4 separate regions of the Homo sapiens genome follow, and all the other regions are linked to region 4. The links are chromatin loops, found by intact Hi-C in ENCODE. Cell type or tissue: endothelial cell of umbilical vein. All regions are shown on one strand.

Region 1 (2,500 bases), 520 kb after region 4:
GTAATGTAAAAGACAGTTTCAGAATAAAACACTAATCAGAGTTGGTATCACGTATTAATGTCAGGAAAAAATAGACTTCAAGGAAAAACATTAAGATAAAAAGGTCACTTTATAATAAAAGGTTCATACATATATGGTGTGTATAAGATCTCAAAAGACATAACTGACCCTAAAAACATGCTTGAAGGCATTTTTTTTTTTTTTTTGGAGACAAGGCTTTGCTCTATTGCCCAGGCTATAGTGCAGTGGCGTGATCACAGCTCACTGCAGCCTTGACCTCACAGGCTCAAGTGATCCTCTCACCTCAGCCTCCTGAGTAGCTGGGACTACAGGTATGCATTCTCCACCACACTCAGCTATATTGTTTTAATTTTTTTTGTAAAGACAGGGTGTCTCACTATGTCGCCTAGACTGGTCTGGAAATTCTGGGCTCCCGCCTTGGCCTCACAAAGTGCTGTGATTGATTACAGGTGTGAGCCACCACACCTGGCCTCCTGAAAGGAAATCTTCCTTCCTAAACTGAACTAAAAACAAAATCTTCCACTGAAGAGGGGAGGCAACTGACTGAACTAATTGGATACATAGAGCTGACATAAGGCTAAGAAACCATTACCCAACTGCAGTCACATAACGTTTCAGTCAACACAGGACTGCATATACAACAGTGATCCCACAAGATTATAATGGAGCTGAAACATTCCTATTGCCTAGTAATGTCACAGCTCAATTCATTATTCATGTTTGTGGTGATGCTGGTATAAACAAACCTACTGCAGAGTCATATAAAAGTATGGCACTTACAATTATTTACAGTACATAATACTTGATAAGGACAATAAATGATTTATTGGTTTATGTATTTACTATACTATGCTTTTTGTGGTTAGAGTACACTCCAACTTATTTTTAAAAAAGTTAAAACTGCCTACAGTATTCAACATAGCAACATGCTATACAGGTTTGTAGCCTAGGAACAACAAACAGGCTATACCATATAACCCAGGTATGTACTAGGCCGTACCATCTAGGTTTGTGTAAATACATTCTATGACATTCACAAAAGGATGAAATGGCTTAATGATGCATTTCCCCCAGAACACATCCCCATCATTAACCATGCATGACTGTGTATGTAAACAAATTCTATGCTGGAAGAAGACTTCATGACCATAACTGCTATACAGCTTTTCCCTAGAGCACAGTGGGATACAAGGTGGAGTGCTTTTGAATTTCATGCTGCTATGGTTTGAGTATTTGTCCCCTCTAAAACTCAAGTTGAAATTTAATCCCCTATGTGGCAGCACTGAGAGATGGGGGTCTTTAAGAAGTGATTGGATCATGAGGGCTCCACCCTCACAAACGAATTAATCCATTCATGGATTAATGTATTTCTTTATAAATTACCCAGTTTCCCACCAGGGGAGCTGGAGAGCCAAGCTACCCAGTTAGCACACTCAGCCCCCTCCCCATGTGATACCCTGTACTGCCTTGGGAACCTTCAGAGTCTCCACAAGTAAGGTTCTCACCACATGGGTCCCCTCGATCTTGGATTTCTCAGCCTCTATAACTGCAAGAAATAAATTCTTTTTTTTTAAATAAATTACTCAGTTTCAGGTATTCTAAGCAACAGAAAATGAACTAATATTCATGCTGATTTATAGCAGAACAGTGTAAGTCAACATTCTTTCAAAACCAGGATAAAAATTATCTCATCATAAGTTATCACTGCTCACGTACGTAACCACGGACGGGTTATCTAACCACTCCACACCTATTTTTTTTCCTTGTTAAAATGTTGATGCTACCTGTCTCTAAGTAAATTAAATGAGCTAATAATACACACAGAATTTAAAACAATGCCTGAATAATCAATCAGTGTTGCCTATTACATTATTTATCCCTGTTATGCTCTTCTGTACCCTCTTTAGAAAATAATTCCAAGACTGAAATTATAACTCTAGACAGGTGTGGTGGCTCACACCCATACACTCAGCACTTTGGGAGGCCAAGGCAAAATCGCTTGAGGTGAGGCATTTAAGACCAGCCAGGGCAACACAGCAAGAGCCTGTCTCCACAAGGAAAAAATATATATAACCCTGTTTCCCAATAAAAATTAAAATGTACAAAACTTCTGAATAAGTAAAAATATATACAAATATGCAGGAAGTAAAAGGCAGAGTTGGTAACCAAAGGTATAGAAGCCATTTTCTATGGCAAGCCCACTAATGTACTCTAATGTTCTGTAGTCATTGTGCTAAACGACTTACATATGGATAGGTGTAAAGTAACAACTCTCTCCTTCTAACCCCTATTCTGCCCAAAAACTTATTTAGATGAAACTAGTTTGAAATGGAACTTAAAATCATCAAATTATAACAGGTTCCTTTGTGTAAACGCTGTATTACTCTTTGACCCCTTTACCCTTTCCTTCCTTTATAGCTCTCATCACAATTTAACATTCTACATCTAAGCAACCAATTTGCCTCTTTTGCTCATGACA
Region 2 (2,500 bases), 140 kb after region 4:
CTCCTTTATTTTAGAATATTATTATTTTTGCCCCAGTTTTCATGAAGAAAAGAGATAAATGTGTACTATTTCATATTCTTACTGCTTGCATCAGACATGAATTATCGGAATTTAAATGCCTTATGTAATACACAGTGGATTAGTGTATTTTACTACTTTGATGGTGTTTTTTTAATATAAATTCAGACACATTTATTTCCTATCCCTGAGACAAAAGAGCTATTGATAGAAGCAGAACACACATGTATGCGGATGACTGTTTATACAGATATGGTATAAATCTATATTTCTATCTTATCAAAATACAGACTTCTGACAAGGTTAGAAAGAATCGGCCATATTAAAACTATTGCCATCAAACACAATGTTCCAAGACCCCTAGGATAAATAATAACAAGAATAAATATTTTTTTATAAAAATGAACCCCTTGTCTATGATTTTGGATTTTTTTTCAAGATCGTATGTATCAAAAGGATTACAAGAGGCTAATGCCATAATCAGCCATATGACCTTGGGTAAATCACTAAGATTCTTCTTATCTTAGAACAAGGGAGTTGGAGTCAAGGCTGTGACTCTGAATTCTTCAGTCTTGTATATTCCAATATGGCGTGGTTGGGGTGAGAGGTACAATTTAGAGACTTTCCATGTGTTCCTTCAAACTCCTCATTCCATTTCCCCATTCTGCATGGAGGCACCTACAACATGGTAGAGGTTGAACCAAGTGAGGCAGTTGACATCTCTAATAGTTTGCCACTAGCATAGTATCTGTGTTTTGAAAAGTCATTGGACTTTGGAGGTATGTATTCCAAAGCACCATGTAGCTGGAACTGTTTTGATAAATCTTGTAAAAAAAATCCCAATTGAGTAGCAATAGGGAAAAGCATCCAACACTTACAGGAAGCTCCAGCTGATTGGGGATAAATGAGCTCTGTACTCAGCAACAGCTGCAACAACAGAGGGCCGAGCCTCGGTAGGTGGACATGCACAGAACGAGCTGAGCTGGGGCCTGGAATTTCCCGAAATGAAATCCAAGAACTGTTTAGGTTGACCTTCTCTCTCTTAACACAGTTGACCCTTAAGAAATAAGAGATGACACATCCCAAAGCACACCAAGTTTTTACAACCGCAGCTTAAAAAAAAAAAGGAAAAGTTGGAAAATGAATGGCAGTCCTCTTGCAATTCTGGAAGAATAAACTGGTTGATTTGACTGCCTTCTGTTTGGGGAATAAGCAAAGCGATTATTTAAGAATCATATATGCTGGGGCTGCTGCGGAATGCAGAGTTTCTAGAAAACAGATTTATCTGTCAATTATAAGCAGGCTTCCTGCACTGCAGGACCTGCTTCCACATAGCAGTCAGGGTTACAGTGACATAAAACAGAACACCATGAACTGTATTTAGAAAGGCTGATGTAAAAAATGCAGTGGGGAGGAAGATTGAAATGTTTGCAGAAATATAGATAAGCAGGCACAATATAAATGAGGAAATATGTTTTCTTCCCCCAACAGCATGACAGCCTCAACAGTATTTTCCAGGGAATTGAAAAAAGAATTTTCTTAGCAGGGAAAAAATAAAAGTGGTCATCTGCTGGCTAAGTATATAAAGACACATCTTAAGAGCTTTCTCTAAAGTAGGTTTCTCACGTGAAAAATGAGGCTGTTATGAGGTACAGCCCCTCAGTTTACCCATTTCCATATAGCCTAAAATAATGGGGCTTAGTGTGATAGAAAATAGTGGCAACTAAAAATATCTGTCGCAGATAAGGTTTCTCTTCTAGCCATGGCTGTGTCAAGTTACGTGGTCTTTGCTTTGCTCTGCTGCATTCTGATAACATACACTTAAGTAATTTTGTAAAAAAGCTATGCCTCACTTTCATAAGCATAAAGGAAATAAGATCAGTCATGAGGAACATCTGGCAGGAAGTTCATGGAAAGGGAATTCACCAGAATTATTCAACTGGGAGGGGCCTTGGAAGCCATTTGTTCTAGGTTTCCATATGTTGGCCTGAGGAACTATGTACTTTGTTATGTAAAAATCACGGAAAATAGAGGTCAGAGATAAAGTGAGTTCTATTTTCACAAACAGAATGTCTATAGATATAATGATTTTCATAAACTACCTTACACTGAGTGTGACAACATAAATAAAAGAACAGCAAAACTCAAAACAGTTTTGTTTTTTTGAGTCAGAGTCTCACTCTGTTGCCCAGGCTGGAGTGCAATGGCACGATCTCGGCTCACTGCAACCTCCGTCTCCTGGGTTCAAATGATTCTCCTGCCTCAGCCTCCTGAGTAGCTGGGATTACAGGTGCCCACCACCATGCCCGGCAAATTTTTGTGTTTTTAGTAGAGATGGGGTTTCACCATGTTGGCTAGGCTGGTCTTGAACTCTTGACTGTAGATGATCCACCCACCTCACTTTCCCAAAATGCTGGGATTACAGGGGTGAGCCACCACGCCCGGCTAAAACAGTTGTCTATGATCAATATTGTTTTCTCTC
Region 3 (2,500 bases), 300 kb after region 4:
CCTTATCTGAGTCCAAATCTGCATCTTATTTTATAGTTTTCATCCATGAAGGTCTTTTTTGGCTGTTTCCTGTTGTCAGTGCTAATATGCTCATTGTAAAGAACTTTGAGTTTTTATGTCTACAATTACTCAAAGTCCAATGCCTAATACACAGGTTTTCTTCCATTTAAGTCATCAACTATATTTCTAGTATTGTTCCAGTCTCTGCTCGTAATTGCTTTTGTACGAGCCTGTATAACCAAAGAAACTTCTAAAGATACAGTCCTCTTATATGACCACTTTCAAATGGAACTGTTCCGCTCAAAGCTTCAGATCTTTCCTCAGGTGAGGCAGAGAGAGAAATCACTTCTAAATTGAGCATTTAGCCTTCATTACTATATTCCCTATATCACAATGTACTGTAAATGGTTCACTTATCTTGCATTTATCCCAAGGTACTATAAATTTATGTTTAATTATTTGATTGTTTATCTCTACCATGAGTTATAATAAGTCTAGGAGGACAGGGAGCATCTGTATTGTCTATTGCTGAATCACCTATACCTAACTTGATGCCTGGCTCACATAAATGTTTCATAAATATTTGTTGAATTGAAGAATGGACGGATGGATAATTGTTCCCTGCTTTTCCACAGAATATTTCCTACAAAGTTACTATCCACCCTTGAGGCCCCAGAGAACAGACAGGGTAGCACATTCATTTGTGTGTGTCCTCAGTACTGAGACCAAGGGCTGACACAGAGTAGTTGTATAATGAATGTTTGATGAATGACTGAATAACCTAAGGCAGAGTTCACTAAGCCATATGATTCATTGCCTTGTTGTTCAATACCTTCCACAAAAGAGTTGCCTAAGCTTGTATATAATCTGAATCAAATCAGAGGATTCAGCAGAAATTCTCTGAACTTGAATAGTCTGGCTTGTGAAACAGCTGAATATCTAAACATTCCCAAGTTCCCAAATTGTATGTAGACTAAATAATTTGCAACCAGGAATTGTCCTTGTTAGGGAGATTAGTGCTGAGAATATCCCAATTTGTACACTACTAAGTCCAAGAAACAAATTACATGTCTATTTGCCAGAGCCATGGTTTCTGTATGGCATCATCTCAGATGAGTCAGGACCAAAGAGGTCATCAGTATCAGAAATGCAGTGACTGATTTCCTGCACCGTTGAAGGCTGAGAAATAGGATTTGGGAATTGAGCTTTATAGTCCAAATATTCCTTCCATCACCTTACCCCCCCATAAATGCATGCACTCAATTGAAGTCAGATTACTCAGGCTGACTATAAAAGGCAAGATTTTCCTGTTTCCATTTTCAAATATAAAATAGCCACCTATAGGAAATAAAACATGATTCACAGTTAGGTAAATACTCTATTGTTAGTGAGTCAATAAACATGAATCAGTCGTATACTTATAAAGACAACCTGAAAGAATTTGAGGCATAGGATAACAAAATAAAAATTAGAGCTAACATCTGTTGAACATTTTGCTGTTCACCAAACATTGCACTAACAATATGGAATATATGACAGTTAATTTTAGGTATCCACTAGACTGGGTTGGGAATACCCAGGTAGCGAGCAAAACATTATTCCCGGGTGTGTCTGTGACGGTGCTTCTGGAAGAGATAAGCATTTGAATCAGTAGACTTAGTAATCAGCAGACTTCCATCCAGGCTCTGCACCGACTAGATGATGATCACCCACATCCTCTGGATAAAAAGCCAGAGGGAGAGTCAATTCATTCTCTTCTGGGTTGGGGATAGCCATCTTGTCCTGCCCTCAGACGTCGGAACTCCAGGTTCTCAGGCCTTCAGCCTTGGACTGAGAGTTGCACCGTTGGCTCCCCTGTTCCCAGGCCTTTGGACTCAGACAGAATTACACTACCAGCTTCTCTGGTTCTCCAGCTTGCAGACAGCATATCAGGATTTCTCAGCCTCTATAATCACATGATCCAATTCCCTTAATAAATTCCCTCTTATATCTATATATATCCTATTGGTTCTCTTTCTCTGGAGATCTCTGACTAATACAGAATATATCTTTTAAATCTCCATACTAACCCAAGAGGTAAAGTCTATTATTATCACCATTTTATAAATAAGAAAACTGACATCCATAGAAGTCAAATAATTTTCCCCAGATGACACATTATATAAAAGAGGGGCCAGGATTTAATCCCAGAAAGATAAAAAGGTAAAAATCTAAGCCAATCATTTAACATCTGAGTCAAGAAGCAGAGAAAAATCAGTGAACACCTTTAAAAGTTCTTTTGGGGTTAAGGGAGTCTGGCATACAAGTAGGATTTCCACTTCTATGCAGTTCAGACAGGAAAGGAGATGGTCCCAAAGTGGTAGGTGTGGCTGGGAATACAACCAATTTGAATCAAAAGGAGGAAAGAAAATCAGTTCCAGATCCAGAATACTATGTGTCTCTCCCAAGGCCTATTCCCCTCCCACAAAAAAATTGTCCAATTTTTAAAATTTTCTCTTAA
Region 4 (2,500 bases):
TTCAATGAATTTACATGTCATGGTCACAAGTTTTAATTTCCTTCACAAAATAAATTAGTGAAAGTCACTTGTACAGTATTGATAGGAACAAAGATTTTCAGCCTAATTTATCTGAAATATACATATAAATTTAGTAAATTTAAACACAACCCCTAATTTAGAGGAACAGATAGACACTAGGTATTTGGGAGCCATTATTCTTTTTCATTTTAGTAGGAAGTAATTTTTTTCTTTTTTCTTTTTTTTTGAAATGGAGTCTTGCTCTGTCGCCTAGGCTGGAGCGGTGCAGTGGTGTGATCTCTGCTCACTGCAACTTCCACCTCCCAGGTTCAAGCAATTCTCGTGCCTCAGCCTCCCGAGTAGCTGTGATTACAAGCATCTGCCACCACGCCCAGCTCATTTGTGTTTTTAGTAGAGACAGTGTTTCAACATGTTGGCCAGGCTGGTGTCAAACTCCTGACCTCAAGTGATCTGCCCACCTCCGCCTCCCAAAGCGCTGGGATTACAGGTGTGAGCCACTGCGCCACTTTTCCTCAAGTACAAAGTAATATATTTAATATTTGGTGTTGATGAAGGAGGAGTTTAAATTCACAAAGCCTTATGGGGAAGCAGCAGCTTTTGTAGAATATAATATTCTGTTTATATTACCTATCAATCATCTATCTACCTATCTTCTATTTATTGAGTAGTTTTCCAAAACCTTTTCAGCTATAGAACACTTAAAAAAAAAAAAAACTCATCTGAAAAAGTCATATTAAAAACAAAGGTGTTCTGGCTGTGTTTGGGGTGAAGCCCGTGCCCAGGCCCACTCTGCTGCATCCTCATTTGTGGGTTGAAAGGAGAGACGTGTGTTTCTGGGAAAGGGGCAGTACTGGCTGAAGGAATTGCTGTGACCCCATGGCAGCTGCCCTTGGCAATCTCAGGAGGAAATGCCTGCAAACCAGGCTGTGTAACAATAGCCAAACAGGCTGCTTTAGCCTTTGCCAACACCAGAAATAAAGAATTCATTATGACTAATTAATTAATAAAATATGCAATGCTTCCTTTAAGGCTGTCCTGACTGGAAACACTGTAACAAAATTAGCAAACACTCTAAACCATGAGTCCCATGTGTTAAACATCCCCCAAATCATATCTGATAAATAAAAAAGCATACCTTCTAAGCCAGTGAAGGGTCGAATATTTCAGGAAGGATCCATTGTTAACCAGTTGAAAATACCTCGATTATATTCCATACTGCAGTGGGAAGGAGTGATTTACTCTTACTTTATTGGCTTGCATTTTAATTTGAATCTATTTTTAAAAACCTACTTTGGTTGTGGTTCAATACTTGCATAGTTGGCCAAGTGATGTTTAATCATGCATTTGAGTCGGTTGGGGACTGCAAGCTCTCAGAGGACGGGACTCAGCTGCTTAACTTCAATCCTCTGCCAACTGCTCTATGTTGTCAGGTGCCTAGGGATGGCCTTGCAGCCAGAGCTTTTTCTGTGGCTTCCTTTTCCTCTTCATTCTATCTCTAGTCCCCATTCAGACTTTTTAATAAGAGCAAACTACTTCCCTCGGTAGAAAGATTCCATCTGCAGAATTTTCCTGTTGAGCATATGTCACGCATAACCAAAAATTGTATCAAATGAAGAGGATGTTTGACTTCAGCCAAAACCATTCTAAGAGACTTTGAAGTTATGGCGGCTCCACTAGTTGTACTCCACTAGAAAAGTTTTTTTTTTTTTTTAATGACACATTGAACCCTAAAACTAGCTCATCAGATCATTCAAATAGCCTGGCTGATTAGACGTTACAGTCCCAGTGACAACATTTTATAGTAAATGTCAGAAACAGAAAAGATAGGTGGACAGATGAGTTACGATTCTCTATGACAAATGGAACGATGAGGTTGAGTATCTTCTTAAACATGAGCTCAACTTTCCTCTGAAACCTTTGCAGATTACATTTGATTGCTGTCTAGATCAGAAAGGATGATGTTACCAAAGATCCATTCTTTAATTGCTGCTTCAAGCTAGGGAGTCCTTGTGCTTTCAAAAATCCCTTCCAGTTTCCAGGGAAAAGGATCATTCTTTGAACTTTACATGTCTCTTAGTAAATTTGAATCCATGATTTGGTCCTAGACATGATCGCAGTTTTCAGTTCTTGGGCAATCAAATCAACCCAAAATAAATTTCTCTTCTTACATGTATGTATTGGGAAGGATGGAGTAACAGATGGGGGAAGGCTACTGAAATAGAATATCGCTTAATCTCAGATATCAGGGTCCTTAAAGCTTCAAATGAGCACTTACTTGGAATAATTGGTAATCCATTTACTCATTCACTAATTCATTCCATAGACGTTTACTGTGTGCTTGAGATCTACCAGGCACTGGGCCAGGTTTGGGTAACAATGAACACAACGCATCTCCTTTCCTCAAGGTTAGTGCTACAGACACAGAGATAAACAATAAGGACTGATCATGTACAGGCAACAAGGCACAGGATCCTGAGGG

What was found. Peaks named below come from ENCODE experiments on the same cell type or tissue, not always from the same donor. Only the 100,000 strongest peaks of a DNase experiment are listed, where the experiment ranks them.
Region 1: it touches region 4 in a loop (2.8-fold over the local background); 2 of 110 quality-filtered maps call a loop at or near these places.
Region 2: it touches region 4 in a loop (2.7-fold over the local background); 5 of 110 quality-filtered maps call a loop at or near these places.
Region 3: a loop joins it to region 4, with 2.3 times the contacts of the local background. A loop is called at or near these places in 2 of 110 quality-filtered maps.

What each region holds. Positions count from the first base shown.
Region 1 is chr12:76,079,495-76,081,994 of GRCh38, forward strand. All of the region lies in intron 1 of NAP1L1 (nucleosome assembly protein 1 like 1), which reads right to left. Among named protein-coding and RNA genes, the nearest start is that of NAP1L1, 3.9 kb to the right of the region's middle. In endothelial cell of umbilical vein, a CTCF peak has its summit at 1,431; no DNase peak of the experiment used is centred here; H3K27ac peaks cover 276 bases.
Region 2 is chr12:75,705,187-75,707,686 of GRCh38, forward strand. The region is part of intron 1 of LOC105369844 (a long non-coding RNA gene); the gene reads right to left. Among named protein-coding and RNA genes, the nearest start is that of KRR1, 190 kb to the left of the region's middle. In endothelial cell of umbilical vein, no CTCF peak of the experiment used is centred here; DNase peaks (open chromatin) are centred at 985 and 1,835; H3K27ac peaks cover 2,084 bases.
Region 3 is chr12:75,862,007-75,864,506 of GRCh38, forward strand. No RefSeq gene overlaps it. Among named protein-coding and RNA genes, the nearest start is that of PHLDA1-AS1, 170 kb to the right of the region's middle. RefSeq lists a silencer at 1,003-1,297. In endothelial cell of umbilical vein, no CTCF peak of the experiment used is centred here; a DNase peak (open chromatin) is centred at 1,165; H3K27ac peaks cover 2,148 bases.
Region 4 is chr12:75,563,644-75,566,143 of GRCh38, forward strand. It overlaps LOC105369844 (a long non-coding RNA gene), which reads right to left. Exons shown (of 16, transcript XR_007063375.1): 11 at 1,157-2,433. Among named protein-coding and RNA genes, the nearest start is that of KRR1, 53 kb to the left of the region's middle. In endothelial cell of umbilical vein, no CTCF peak of the experiment used is centred here; a DNase peak (open chromatin) is centred at 948.